2 separate regions of the Homo sapiens genome follow, and region 1 is linked to region 2. A link is an interaction called in ENCODE POLR2A ChIA-PET data of the cell type or tissue named here. Cell type or tissue: HepG2. All regions are shown on one strand. Each heading gives the region's core, and the rest is flanking DNA. Links, peaks and the distances in the headings are about the cores only. Region 1 holds the start of LOC105376224 (a long non-coding RNA gene). Region 2 has its middle 19 kb from the start of KIF12.

The links. Peaks named below come from ENCODE experiments on the same cell type or tissue, not always from the same donor. Only the 100,000 strongest peaks of a DNase experiment are listed, where the experiment ranks them.
Region 1: POLR2A ChIA-PET joins it to region 2 with 5 read pairs; 6 of 35 experiments call an interaction of 5 or more read pairs at or near these places.

The regions. Positions count from the first base shown.
Region 1 is chr9:114,314,383-114,321,102 of GRCh38, forward strand. LOC105376224 (a long non-coding RNA gene) reads right to left here and starts at 4,061. Exons shown (of 3, transcript XR_930255.3): 1 at 3,812-4,061. RefSeq lists an enhancer at 3,487-3,781. In HepG2, for the core only: no CTCF peak of the experiment used is centred there; no DNase peak of the experiment used is centred there.
Region 2 is chr9:114,115,002-114,121,721 of GRCh38, forward strand. No RefSeq gene overlaps it. Among named protein-coding and RNA genes, the nearest start is that of KIF12, 19 kb to the left of the region's middle. RefSeq lists an enhancer at 4,668-4,962. In HepG2, for the core only: no CTCF peak of the experiment used is centred there; DNase peaks (open chromatin) are centred at 2,820, 3,410 and 4,780; H3K4me3 peaks cover 1,099 bases.

The DNA.
Region 1 (6,720 bases), core at 493-5,492, 200 kb after region 2:
TTGAGACCCAGGAAAACCCAACGGTTCAGTTCAAGTCCAAAGGCAGGGAAAAAACCTGTCCCAGCTTGAAGGCAGTCAGGCAGAAGGAATTCGCTCGTACTCAGCCTGTTTGTTCTATTCAGGCCTTCAACTGATTGGATGAAGCCCAGCCACATTGGGGAGGGCCATCTGCTTTACTCAGTCTCCCATGGGATTACCCAAATGTTAATCCCATCCAAAAACACCTTCACAGACACACCCAGAATAGTGTTTGGCCAAATATCTGGGCACCCTGTGGCCCAGTCAAGGTGATACATAAAATTAACCATCACACTCCTCAAGCTGAGGTTGAAAGAGAAGGAATAGAAGTGAGCCAGATGGGGAAGGGCACTTGGGGTAGAGGGAACAGTGCCTGCCAAGGCCCAGAGGTAAAGGTAGCACTTTGCATTTGGGAACGGTAAGTGTTCCCATGTGGGGCTGCAGGAAAGGGTGAGGAAGCCTGCGGTATGGAGCTGGGAACATGACAAGTCACAGGTTTGCACAGATGAGCAGAGGTCTGAGTTGGCAAGTTGGGTTTGACTGCCATGGGGCCCTGGAGCAGAGCCATCCAGGAGGCAGCTGCCTGCGCTGCGAGGAAAGGAGAGAGGTCTGCACTGCACTCAGAGCTCTGGAGGCATCAGCAGTTTCTGCTAGGCCTGGAAGACATGGGTAGAGATTGAAAAAGCCAGCCAGAAGGGCCAGAGGGGGAAAGCAAGAAGAGCCATGTTAGAACTGTGACACTCACGACTCTCGGCCTGGTCTCCAATCCCAGGTGGGCCAGTGAGGATGCTGGAGCTGGGCCAGCTCATTCCCAGCAGGGGCAGATAGGAGGTTGTTGGGGACAGAAGGAAACTTTTCCTAAACTGGCAGTACCCACAGTTCCCAATCTCCTGTTGCACAACTGAGTGTCAGGAAACAGTCAGGTGGACTTCCCAGGCTGGGCCAACTCCAGGGGAAAGCCCAGGCCAGCCTGTTTGCCCTGTTCACAATGAATCAAACCCTAGCTATGGTCACAACCCATAATGGCCGGCAGCCCAGGATTGGAAAAATGAGGAAAAGAAGAGCGAGAAAAAGAGAGGCTGGCAGGCAGATTCCAGTTCCTGACTGGGACATGGCCCTGGGTAGGTCATTCTTTCTCTCTAGGCCTCAGTTTCTCTCTCTGCAAAATGGGGCCGATATGCTCTGCCTTTCTTGCCAGCCACAGAAAGGACTATTGTTCAATAATAGTAGAGTGAACGGTATGAAATAGAATAATATCCAATGCTTTTGGACCTGCAAAACCCAGTTTCATATGGTTCAACCCAAGAATAGCACCATTCAGAAGAATAATGGCTACAATTTCTTGTGCATGGACGGCACACCAGGTGGCATGCTCGGTGCGATCTCATGCGCATGTGCATGTGATCCCACATTTTCATCTCATACACAATCTCGTGGGACACATGTTGTAACCCTGGCTTTTCAGATGAGGAAACTGAAGTTCAAAGAGGTTTCTTAAGTTGCCCAAGATCACAAAACAGGATTTGAACTTGAGAAAATCTTTTTGGGTCTTTCCTCAGCCCAGTCACAGAGTTCCCCATGAGGACAATTTGCTCAGCCTATGTATTCTCATGTGGAAGCAGGTCACAGGTTGGTCTTACACAGACCTTGGCTCTGGCCTTGATGAAGAAGGGTGGAATGTGACTTTTTCAGGAAATGAAGTGTTTCAAACAGGTGCATTTCCCTGATGACTTCCAGCTCACCTGCTGTGTGACGTTTCCCACACTGCCTCGCCTCTCTGGGCCACTTTTTTCCTCATCTATATAATGGGGGGAATGTCTTATTTTCTTGAGCCTAGGATAGACACGTTTTCATGTTTTGATATCTTTAAAAGAGAGATGTAGCTTGCAATCACTGAAGTACATATGCAATGCAGAAATTTTTCTTCCCTCCTCACCCCAGCTTGTCTGGGGGATGGTTAAACTGACAGCGATAGTTATTATAATCAGAAGACCCTTAGGAGCAAATTTATTTTATTTAACAAGCATTTTATGGGTGTGGTAGCTCATGCCTGTAAACCCAGCACTTTGGGAGGCTGAAGTGGGAGGATCACTTGAGCCCGGGAGTTCGAGACCAGCCTGGGCAACATAGTGAGACCTCCCATCCCTACCAAAAAATTTTAAGAACTTTAAAAAACCAAGCATTACAACTATGTACCAATTTAATCTTCATAACAACCCAATGAAGTAGGTACCACTATTATTCTCATTTTACAGGTAGAGATACTGAGGCACAGAGAAGTTCACCAACTTGCGCTTCACCACCAGCCTGTACTGCCTGCCCTGAGGCCTTTTCTCTCTCTTTTGTTCCTGCCTAACTTCTTTTGACATCCTGCCAGGGCCAGATGGAGGATAGGGCCAGACGAGCTAGAAGGACTACTTAAAGCCTCAGTCTTTAGAGGCATTCATGCATACCTGAAATGTTAGGAGACAGAGAAAATTGTACTGTGGTAGGGTAGGTGCCAGATGAGCTTGGAGGAATTACTTGGATAGTCTAAGGTGGAGAGTGAGACCCCCAAGCGGCAGCCTGAGGGACAGTGAGGACACTGAAGACCACTTACTCCTGCCAAGGAGAGGCACTCGGAAGCGCCTCTGTACTGCATTCACAGTGCACAGCTCCGCTTTGAATGGTGGTAGCTCTCCTTATTCACCCTTCCCCTACACAGGCTGCGCCTGGGATCTCTACACTCGAGCAGACGGAGACCCCAGACCCCATTGGCCTAAGTGCCTGAACGTTATAAATCAAAAGTATTTTAAATGAAGCTGACATGTTTACATTTAAGTTTTAGAAATTTAATTAATTATCCCAGCACTTTGGGAGGCTGAGGCGGGTGGATCACAAGGTCAGGAGATCGAGACCATCCTGGCTAACCCGGTGAAACCCTGTCTCTACTAAAAAAATACAAAAAAATATTAGCCGGGCATGGTGGCGGGCGCCTGTATTCCCAGCTACTCAGGAGGCTGAGGCAGGAGAATGGCGTGAACCCAGGAGGTGGAGCTTGCAGTGAGCTGAGATTGTGCCACTGCACTCCAGCCTGGGCAACAGAGCGAGACTCTGTCTCGAAAAAAAAAAAAAAAGAAATTTAATTAATTAATTAAATCATGTCCAAAAGATTTGTACAACTGAAAATTATTCACGAGGCTAGCATGCAGCCTCTACATGCCCATGTCAAGAACCAGATTCAATTGTCCTGATGCAGTGACTCACAACTGTAATCCCAGCACTTTGGGAGGTCGAGGCAGGCAGATCATTTGAGGTCAGGAGTTTGAGACGAGCCTGGCCAACATGATGAAACCCCGTCTGTACTAAAAATACAAAAATTAGCCAGGTGTGGTGGCAGGCGCCTGTAATCCCAGTTATTCAGGAGGCTGAGGCCGGAGAATTTCTTGAACCTGGGAGATGGAGGTTGCAGTAAGCCAAGATTGTGCCACTGCACTCCAACCTGGGTGACAGAGCCAGACTCTGTCTCAAGAAAATAAAGAGAAAAAGAACTAGATTCAGGCTGTATGTGGGCACCATCTACAGACATCAGACACACACATTTAGGAGTAATAATGATGCAATATTGCCAAATGTTTCTCAGCAACCATGTGCAACTGTTGCATGTACTGTTTATTTCTAACTCAGGAGGATCTCTCTAACCACACATTGCAAGAAAATAGACTTTCAGTGTTTCTGGCAAAACAAAGAGTTTTTTTGTTGGCATTTATGCTGAAAGGGAAGAGTTAAAATGTTAATTTGTCTTTTTTCTTACCTCCAAGTTCACTCAAATCCTCTCTTGAAGCAGTGTCTGTCTCCTATGTCTGCGGTGGCATCATCCACGAAGTATCAGGACATTTGACCTGTTGTTTTCAGAGTCGAGTGCCACATGTAGAGATTGTTTCCTGGGGCCTAAACAGTGTTGGTTGTGAAAGAGAATAATCAGTGATGTGGGTCCCACTGTGCCAGTACCAGGCACCAGATCCCAAAGGACAGAGGTGCTTATCTGTTATTTAATAAACTGTTGTGTGTGGGTGGGTGTGTGGGTGGGTGTGATATGTGGGGCTCTCTAAATCCCTGGGCCCCAATAGTCCAGGTCTAATGGTGGTGCTGTCCCCAACAATGCTCAGCTTCTCCTCAAAATACATGGTATCTGGGCTGGGCACGGTGGCTTACACCTGAAATCCCAGCACTTTGGAAGGCCGAGGCGGGTGGATCACTTGAGGTCAGGAGTTCAAGATCAGCCTGGCCAACATGGCGAAACCCTGTCCGTACCAAAAATACAAAAGAAATTAGCCAGGTGTGGTAGTGACACCTGTAATCCCAGCTACTAGGGAGGCTGGATAGGAGAATTGCTGGAACTCGGGAGGCGGAGGCTGCAGTGAACTGAGATCGTGCCACTGCACTCCAGCCTGGGCGACAGAGTGAAACCTTGTCTCAGATAGATAGATAGATAGATGATAGATAGATAGATAGATAGATAGATAGATAGATAGATGATAGATAGATGATAGATAGATTAGATAGATAGATAGATAGATAGATAGATAGAGATAGATGATAGATGATAGGTAGGTAGATAGATGATAGATAGATAGATAGATAGATAGATAGGTAGATAGATGATAGATAGATAGATGTTAGATAGATGAATGGTATCTGGAGTCTGTCCCCATCATCTCACCCCTGGACCACTGCATCAGCTCCAGCTGGTTTCTCAGGTTTAATCTCCTTCCCTAGCCCTCCCCATTCTTCCCATTCAGACAGAGCGATCTTTCTGAAGAACCAATCTGGTTATGCCTTTCCAACCCCTTTGAAATCTTTCCATTTCTCTCCTACACCTCCTAAGTCTAGCGAACCCCTCAGCCTGGCTTCCATGCCCTGCAGGCTCCATCTCCTGCCAACCTCTTCAACATAAAGTCTGGCCACTCCCACTTATCATGTGCTCCAGCTGCACAGACTTTCCAGCTCCCTGATACACCCACTCTCTCACCTGCGCTCTTCCCTCTTGATAACTCCAATCATTGTTTCAAGCCTCAAATTAGAGCAATGCAAATTCAAGAAACAAACCAAGCTGGCAAAAACACAAAAAAGAAAGGAAAAAAAAAGGGTCATTTCTGTTCTGACAAGGATGGGGATAAGGAGACTCACTTGTACACTGCCAAACTGACATTCAAAATCCTTAGTGCTTTTGGATTTGTCATGTTTGGGAGGAGGGTTTTTAAATCATCGGCTTTCTTGAGGTTGAATAAATAAAAGAAAATGCACACATTTTAGGTTTACTGTTCAATTAGTTTTTACAACTATACGTGTGTGTGTATAATGGCCACCACGATGACAACCTGGATCGTTGTCATCCACTTCAGTGTTCTCTCATATGCTTTTGCAGTCAAATTGCCCTCTTTTGCCCTTGGCAACCACTGATCTGATTTCTAAAATTATAGATTTGTTTGAGCTGTTCTAGAACAGAACCGTACAGTATATAAGCTCCTTTGTATCTGGCTTCTTTTGTTCAGCATAGTGTTTTTGAGATTCATCCATGGTGTTATATGTATCAATAGTTTAACTATTTTTATTGTTAAGTAATATTCCTTTGTAAGAAAATGCCACATTTTTATTTACCATTTTCCTGTTGATGGGCATTTGGATTGTTTCTTTCTTTTTTTTTGGTTTTTGTTTTTGCTTTTGTTTTTGTTTTTTAGACAGTCTTGCTCTGTCACCAGGCTGGAGTGCAGTGGCACGATCTCGGCTAACTGCAAGCTCCACCTCCCAGGTTTGAGCGATTCTCCTGCCTCAGCCTCCTGAGTAGCTGGTACTACAGGCGCATGCCACCACACTCAGCTAATTTTTGTATTTTTAGTAGAGACGGAGTTTCTCCATGTTGGCCAGGCTTGTCTCGATCTCTTGACCTTGTGATCCGCCCACCTCGGCCTCCCAAAGTGCTGGGATTACAGGCGTGAGCCGTGGTGCCCCACCCTTGGATTATTTCTAATTTTGGCTATTTTGAGCAATGCTGTTATGAACATTAATATGTAAGACTTTGTGCATAGCACGTGGTTTCCTTTCCCTTGGATACTAAGGTAATTTTAAAAGGGAAATTGGCTGCTCTCTGACACTTATCATCAGAGGAAAAATCACAATATGAAATGCTGTTAGATAGGCTGGGAGTGGTGGCTCACGCCTATAATCCAGCACTTTGGGAGGCTGAGGCAGGAGGATCACTTGAGGCCAGAAGTTCAAGACCAGTCTGGGCAACATAGTGAGACTCTGTCTCTACAATTTTTTGTTTTTTAAATTTAATTAGCCAAGTGTGGTGGTGCATGCCTGTAGTCCTAGCTACTCCAGAGGCTGAGGTGGGAGGATTGCTTGAGCCCAGGAGTTTGAGGCTGCAGTTGAGCTATGATTCATACCACTGCACTCCAACTTGAAGAGCCTGAAAAAAAAAAAAAAGTGCTGTAGACATAAAGGACATGACTAAGTAGGTTAGAATATAGTAAGCGGGCCAGGCGCCGTGGCTCATGCCTGTAATCCCAGTACTCTGGGAGGCCGAGGTGGGCAGATTGCTTAAGCTCAGGAGTTCGAGACCAACCTGGGCAACATGATGAGACCCCCATCTCTACAAAAGTACAAAAAGTTAGCCAGGTGTGGTGGCACGCACCTGTGGTCCTAGCTACTCGGGAGGCT
Region 2 (6,720 bases), core at 976-5,975:
GGTTAAAAGAGTTATTATCAATAGAAAGGAATGTCTGAGTTATGATAAAAGGTTGTGAAGACCAAAGTTTTATCATGCAGATGAAGCCTCCAGGCAGCAGGCTTCAGAAAGAATACATTGTAAGTGTTCCTTATCAGACTTCAGGTCTGCGTTGATGTTAAATAGGGGTCAGCTTTTCCTGAATCCCAAAAGGGAGGAGGGCTACTGAGGCATGTCTGACCTCTGCTTCCCATTATGGCCTGAACCAGTCTTTCAGGTGAACTTTGGAGTGCCTTGACCCAGAGGAGGGAGTCCAGCTGGTTGGAGGGCAGGGGGCTTAGAATTTTATTTTTGGTTCACAATATCCTCCCTCCTTTATTGATGGGGAAACTGAGCTTTGCAGAGGCTAAGTAACCTGCCCAAATTCATAGAGACAGTAAAAGACTGAACCAAGACCTCAACCAGCCACCTAACGACAGGGACCAAGTCTGAGATCTAGAACCTTTCTCCTTTGTCCTTTGTCTACCTTCAAGAGTATATCCTTGTCTTCTCTTCAGTCCTCTGGAAAGAATTACTTGAAGTCAAAGAAGGAAAGGGGGCCTACCTCTACAGATGTCTAGAATGCTGTGAGCAATGTACATAGTAGGTGTTCAACACATACTGTTTGAATAAATTGGATTCTAATGATAACCTTTTGAGGTAGGAACAAGGATCTTGATGTTGCAGTTGGGGACACTGAGATTTTCAGAAACGCTGTGGTCTAGCTAAGAGGTGAAGTTGGGACCAGATGCTAGAATTCAGTCCTTTCATGACCTCGAATACAAAGTGAACTGTCCGACCCGACCACAAAGTCTTCTGTGTGCATTGTACGTCACGGTTTGCAAAGCTCACACATCTGTTATTTAATTCTCACAACAGCCCTCAGAGGGGGTGATCGGTTCCACTGTAATGATAAGGAAAACCAGATTCAGAATGCTAAGGCAGCTTTGGAAGGGCTCATGGAGAGGCAGCAGCAAATCCAGGATTGAACCAACTCCTCCCTACTAACCCAAGGGTGGGAGCCTCCCAGCGAAGACTCCAAGAAGTCTCTCTTGGGACAGCCCACCGCCACTCCCTGTCCAGCCACCTCAGCCCCTAGGGTGGGCAAGCCCATGGCCCCAAGGGGTGGAGAGAACCGGTTATTTCCAGCCTGGTACTTAAGGGCTGGCCAGGGAGGAGGGAGGAGGGTGTGAGCCGGCTGGCAGGCTCTGTGCTCCCAAGAGGGTCTGGCCTTTGGCTGCTGAGAACTGGGCAGGGGGTCAGGAACTCCTGTCCAAGCCACCCAGGCCAGCTGAAGCTGGGCAGGTGTCCCAGGAGAGGGCAGGCCACTCCCTCCCCAAAAAGGCAGGAGTATGCAGCCAATATGCACACAGGCGGCTCATTCAGCCCCTGCAGCTCCTTGGCCCTGCCCTGGGCCGTGGCCCCCAGGCTGAGGCACTGCCCCTGCTGTTCTCGGGAGATGGAAACAGACAGCAGTTCTGATCAGGACCTGTGGGTCAGTGAAGAGCAAACACATCCTGCTCTGAGCACCGATTGGGTGCCATCCATCCTCTGCAGCTCTGTAAGGTGGAAATTCCCGCCTCCCACGGTTCCTCTCCCACTTGTGTGTGGAATGCGATCACCACGCTGCCTCCCTTTCAAAGCGCCCAGTGTTTCCTAACTCAGGACCTTTGCACATGCTGTCCCTATGCTGGGGGTACCTTTCCTTTGGCTTCTCACGTGACTGGCTCCTTTGTCTTCAGGTCTGACTGTAAAAGGTCACCTTTCAGTGGCATCTTCCCTAGCTCCCCTCACTCATAATTTTCCCCACCTCCCATGCACACACCTTGTCTCTGTCACCCTCCTCTACTTTCTCCTCAGCATTCTTATTTATTTATTTATTTATTTATTTATTTATTTATTTATTGAGATGGAGTCATCTTGCTCTGTCACCAGGCAGGAGTGCAGTGGCGTGATCTCAGCTCACTGAAACCTCCGCTTCCCGGGATCAAGTGATTCTCCTACCTCAGCCTCCCGAGTAGCTGGGATTACAGACACGTGCCACCACGCCCAGCTAATTTTTGTATTTTTAGTAGAGATGGGGTTTCACCATGTTGGCCAGGATGGTCTCGATCTCTTGACCTTGTGATCCCCTCTCCTCGGCCTCCCAAAGTTCTGGGATTACAGGTGTGAGCCATCGCGCCCTGCCCATATTTATTTTTTATTGATTTTTGTTTGTCTCTCTCCCCATAGGAATAAAGAATCTATTTTATGAACTATCAGGTCCCCAAGGTCCAGCAGAGGGCTTGACACATAGAATCAACATTTATTGAATGAATAGATGGAAGGGAAGTGAAGGCTCTTGTCCACCTTGTCCATGTTCTCATTGTTAAAGAAGGCATCACCAACATTGAAACTCGGGTCTGTCCGTCTCTAAAGAGGCCCCCATTTCACCTGTGGGTGTGCTCAGTGAGGACACCATCTTCCCTGCAGTGATTTTTTTTCTCTGCCCCAAAGGCACGTTCTTTATACATGGGGCATGGTGTCTCCTCCAACTTCCCATCACACGTCCTCCCGCCTCTGCTTGCATATCTCCAAAAGACAGGGAGCTCACCCCATCCACTGCAATATTAGAAAGTCCCTTCCAAGACTCTACGACCTTCAGAACAATGGAACGGGCAGTTCTTCACAATGTTCTCAAATGCTGAAGAGGAAGAATTGCTGTCGTTAGCACAAGGCTGTGGACTTGGACAATACACTTTTCTGTTTATTCATTGATTTTCTGAGCCCCAACCATGGGCCAGGGCTGTGGTGTCGAACTAGAGAGCAAAAGAGCCTTGGTGGCCGCCTTCTCGATGATGTGTCAGGTCCACTGTGGCCTTTGGGCCCTAGAGTGGTGGTGGCAGGGGGGTGATGGAGGAGGCATGTGGAGTGGATCAGATGCTTCTTGAAGTCGATAGTGCACACAAGTCACCCAGGGATCTTACTAGGATGCAAATTCAGGGACAACAAATCTGGGTAGAGGTTCTATGTTTCTCCTAAGCTCTCGGGGGATGGTGATACCACTGGTGCATGGACCACACTTTGAGTAGCAAGGTAGAGACTCAACTGACAAAAGAAGACAGTGAAGCCTAGAGCAAGTCAGGGACTTGCCTCGGGTCACTGGTCAGGCAGCAGGAGCTGAGAAGGGACGGCCTACCTCCGCGGGCCAGGGCTCTGGAATTCGTGGGGCAGGCTGGGCTGAGTATGCCTTTGTGAGGCATGGCATACCTGGACTCACCCGAGCTGCCCGTCCCTGCCCATGAATAGTGGGCCTCTTTCCTTCCTGCATAAGGCTTGGCGGGCGCAAGCCCACGGCCGCCCCCTCCCCTGCACACACACTTACACACACTCACACACCCCTGCCGGCTCAGCTGCCCTCCCTGTTTGGGGAAAGTCAACAAGAGCATTTGAAAAGTCTTTCTGTGTGGAGAATCTGTTTGTATAGGGGGAGGAAACGGAGAGCTGGCCAATAGGTAGAAATATTAATGAAGCTTGTTATAAAGGGCCCATTCACGGCTCTCCGAGTAAATAGGGCTCTTGTCGGGCTGCCACGTTATCTGCCAAGTTCAAGAATGTGGTTTGAAAAAATAGAATTTAAAGGGGTGAGGTGGAGCCTTCAATGGCTGGCCTGCTGGAGCTGGAGCCAACTCCAGGAGGAGCCTGTGCTGTGGGGGGCTGTGGCTGGGGACACTGGAGGTGCTGGGTCTTGTGGTGAAGGCTGCCTGGGAAGAGGGGCTGGTGAGGAGCCGCTGGAGTTCCGACTTAGAGAGAATTCCTGTCCACCGGTGTGGAATGCCCCGTGCCATTCCTTCCTCCCCTTGGTGCCTGGCACAGGGCTTGCAGATCCTCTGCTTAGCCCCCCAACCCAGTCTACCTTAACTCTCCTGCCTGGGGATTTGCCTCTTGGGATGTTGGTGGAGGGGATCTCTATATGGTAGGAGGAGGGCTTTGTAGTAATTCTTAGCCATAATGCTGTGCTATTCCACAAACCTCAGCCATCTTCTCCCACGCCCTTACGAGGTCCTACTTTATACATTCTTACCAGATGCTACATAAGAAAGAGCATAAGAGACTGAGATGTTTGACTCAGAGAAGGAAAGTGACCAGCTCAAGGTCACTCAGCAAGTGTGTAGCAGAACTGGGACTTGCTTCAACCAGTTTCCTGTTGGGTCATTGTTCCCGGCACTGAAGATAGTGCCTGGCCTGAGGGGCTGTCTTGTCATTTCACATGTACAGTGTCTTACTTTTAGCCCTGGACTTAAAGCAACTTATAAGCAAGGACCGTGTCTTATGCTTAGTTTTCCCCTGGCCAGCTGTGTGGTCTTGGACAGGTGACTTTGCCTCTCTGAGCCTCAGCTTCACCATTTGTAAAATGGGGTCATTGAGACCAAGCCCTCCTTTCCAGAAGACTCAGTGAGAGGATGTTGGTGAAGTGCCCAGTGCTATGCCAGGCCCTCGGTGGGTGGCCCAGGAACAGTGGCTGAGGGCACTTCTTTTTCTGTTCCAGCCCACAGTGCAAGGGTAGAGACTCCAGGAAGACTGTCTCCTTTACACTTGGACCCTAGAAGGCTGGTCTGTGCTGAGGGTCATAAGAAGCTGGTAAATTGAGAATCAGGGGTTTCTGCCACCCATGGCATTAGGCGGCAGAGATACATGTGTGTGTGAACTATCACGAGGGTCTGTCAAACAGGCCCTGCAGGAAGCCCAGGCAAGCCCGGGTGACCTTTCATCCTTTCCCCCAGAGAGCTGCACAGAATACACCTCTGTCAGACAAGGGTTAACCTGGGTGGGAGGGAATATTTACACTGGCTTTTCTTTGCAAATAAAAGTTGGTGGCTGGGTGGGGGTGGGGGGGTGGGGAGGGTCGGGGGGTGTCCCATAAAACAAAAAGGAAATAATCTATGCAAAAACTAAATGGAAACGTGTTTTAAAAGACTCTACCAAGAGCTTGCTGAGTGACCCTGAACAGTGGGGACTTAGGGAAAAGTTGACAGCATCCCCTTTAAGAAGAAGTGGTGTAGCATAGGTAGGGCCATGAGCACAGGCTTTGGGGCTCACAGACCGAGGTTAGAATGTGGGCTCTGCTCTTCTCTGGCTATGTGACCTTGAGCAAATCGTGGACCTCTCTGGGCTTCCATTTCTTTGATTTGTACAAGAAAAGAGAAGAGAGGGTTAAAGTATGTGAAGGTCCCTGGCACTTCATGGATGCTCATTAAATGTCAATTTCCTTTCCTTTCTGGGCCTCTTGGCAGGTCGAGGGGAAGTGTCTGACAGGTCTCACCAGCCAGACTGGAGAGAGACACAGCTCTGCAGGTCTCAGTGCCTGCACACCAGCTCAGTAGCCTGATGCTGACTATGCCCCTAGAGCCCTTTACAGTTTGTAAGGCATTCACCTACTTGCCGTTAAAGCCTCCCAAGAATCCCATAAGGTGGTCATGGCAGCATTTACTACCTTATGGTGCTGTGACTGGGAAAGGGTAAGGGACAAGAACCCAGTGCTCTGGGGCGGGGCCCAAGTCTGTCTTCATTCCTTCATTCCTTTAGCAAATATTGATTGAGGACTTGTTATGTCCAGGCACTATGCCAAGCATGGGAGATACATAATGAATAAAAATCGACACAGATGGGTGGTTGATGGATGGGTGGATGGGTGGATGCTGGTCAGATTATGGGTGGGTAGATGGATAGATAGATGGATGATGAATGGATGGGTGAATGGATAGATGAATGGATGATGGGTAGATGGCTGGCTGGCTGGATAGATAGATGATGGATGGATGGGTTGATGGATGGATGGATGATGGATGGTAGATGGATAATGGATAGGTTGATGAATAGATGGGTGGATAGATAGATGGATAGATGGTTAAATGATGGATAGGCAGATAAATAAATGAATGGATGATGGATAGATGGGTAAATGGATGGATGGATGGATGGATGGTGGATGGGTGGCTATGTAGATGAATAAGTGAGCGAAAGAAGGATGACAAGTCCCTTGAGGACAGAGCCCTGGTCTATTCTTTCCACCACTGGGTCCCCAATACTGAGGATGGTGCCTGATACAGAGGGATTAACACTTGCCATATGAGTGTCTTCTTTGGTTGAGTAGACTCAAGAACCAGGCTGCCTGGGAGTCTGAGACCCAACTCTGCAACTTCGTAGCTGTGTGGTCAAGAAGAAGTTACTCAATCTTAAGTGTCCTCAGTTTCCTCATCTACAAAATGAGGTTGACAATACTTTATAGGTTGTTGTGAGGATTAAATGAGTTAATACATGGACATCCCTTAGATCAGAGCTGTGCCTGGTGCACACCAAGTCCCACGTAAGCATTGGCCACATTGATCATTTTTATGGTTTCACATCTGTGCTCCCTCCCGTCTCCTGAAAAAGATAATAAATCCTCTTAAGGCAGGGCTCTGGGCTCTGGGTGCCCTGCCTACTATGCCTCCTAGTAAAAATATGTGTTGACTCTGTGGCTTCAGAGAAAGGAAGATCTTAAATCCAAAGCAGGGGCAAAAAAACTCCAGGGTACACATTCCACTGGGGCCAAGGGCACAGCTGGCCCCTGACTGAGGGAGGCAGGATGGCAGGACAGTCAGAGCCTTGGGCTGGGAGAGGAAAGGTTGCATTTCCATGCTGGCCCTGGCATGGGCCTCCTCCTGGGGCCCAGGCTTCTTT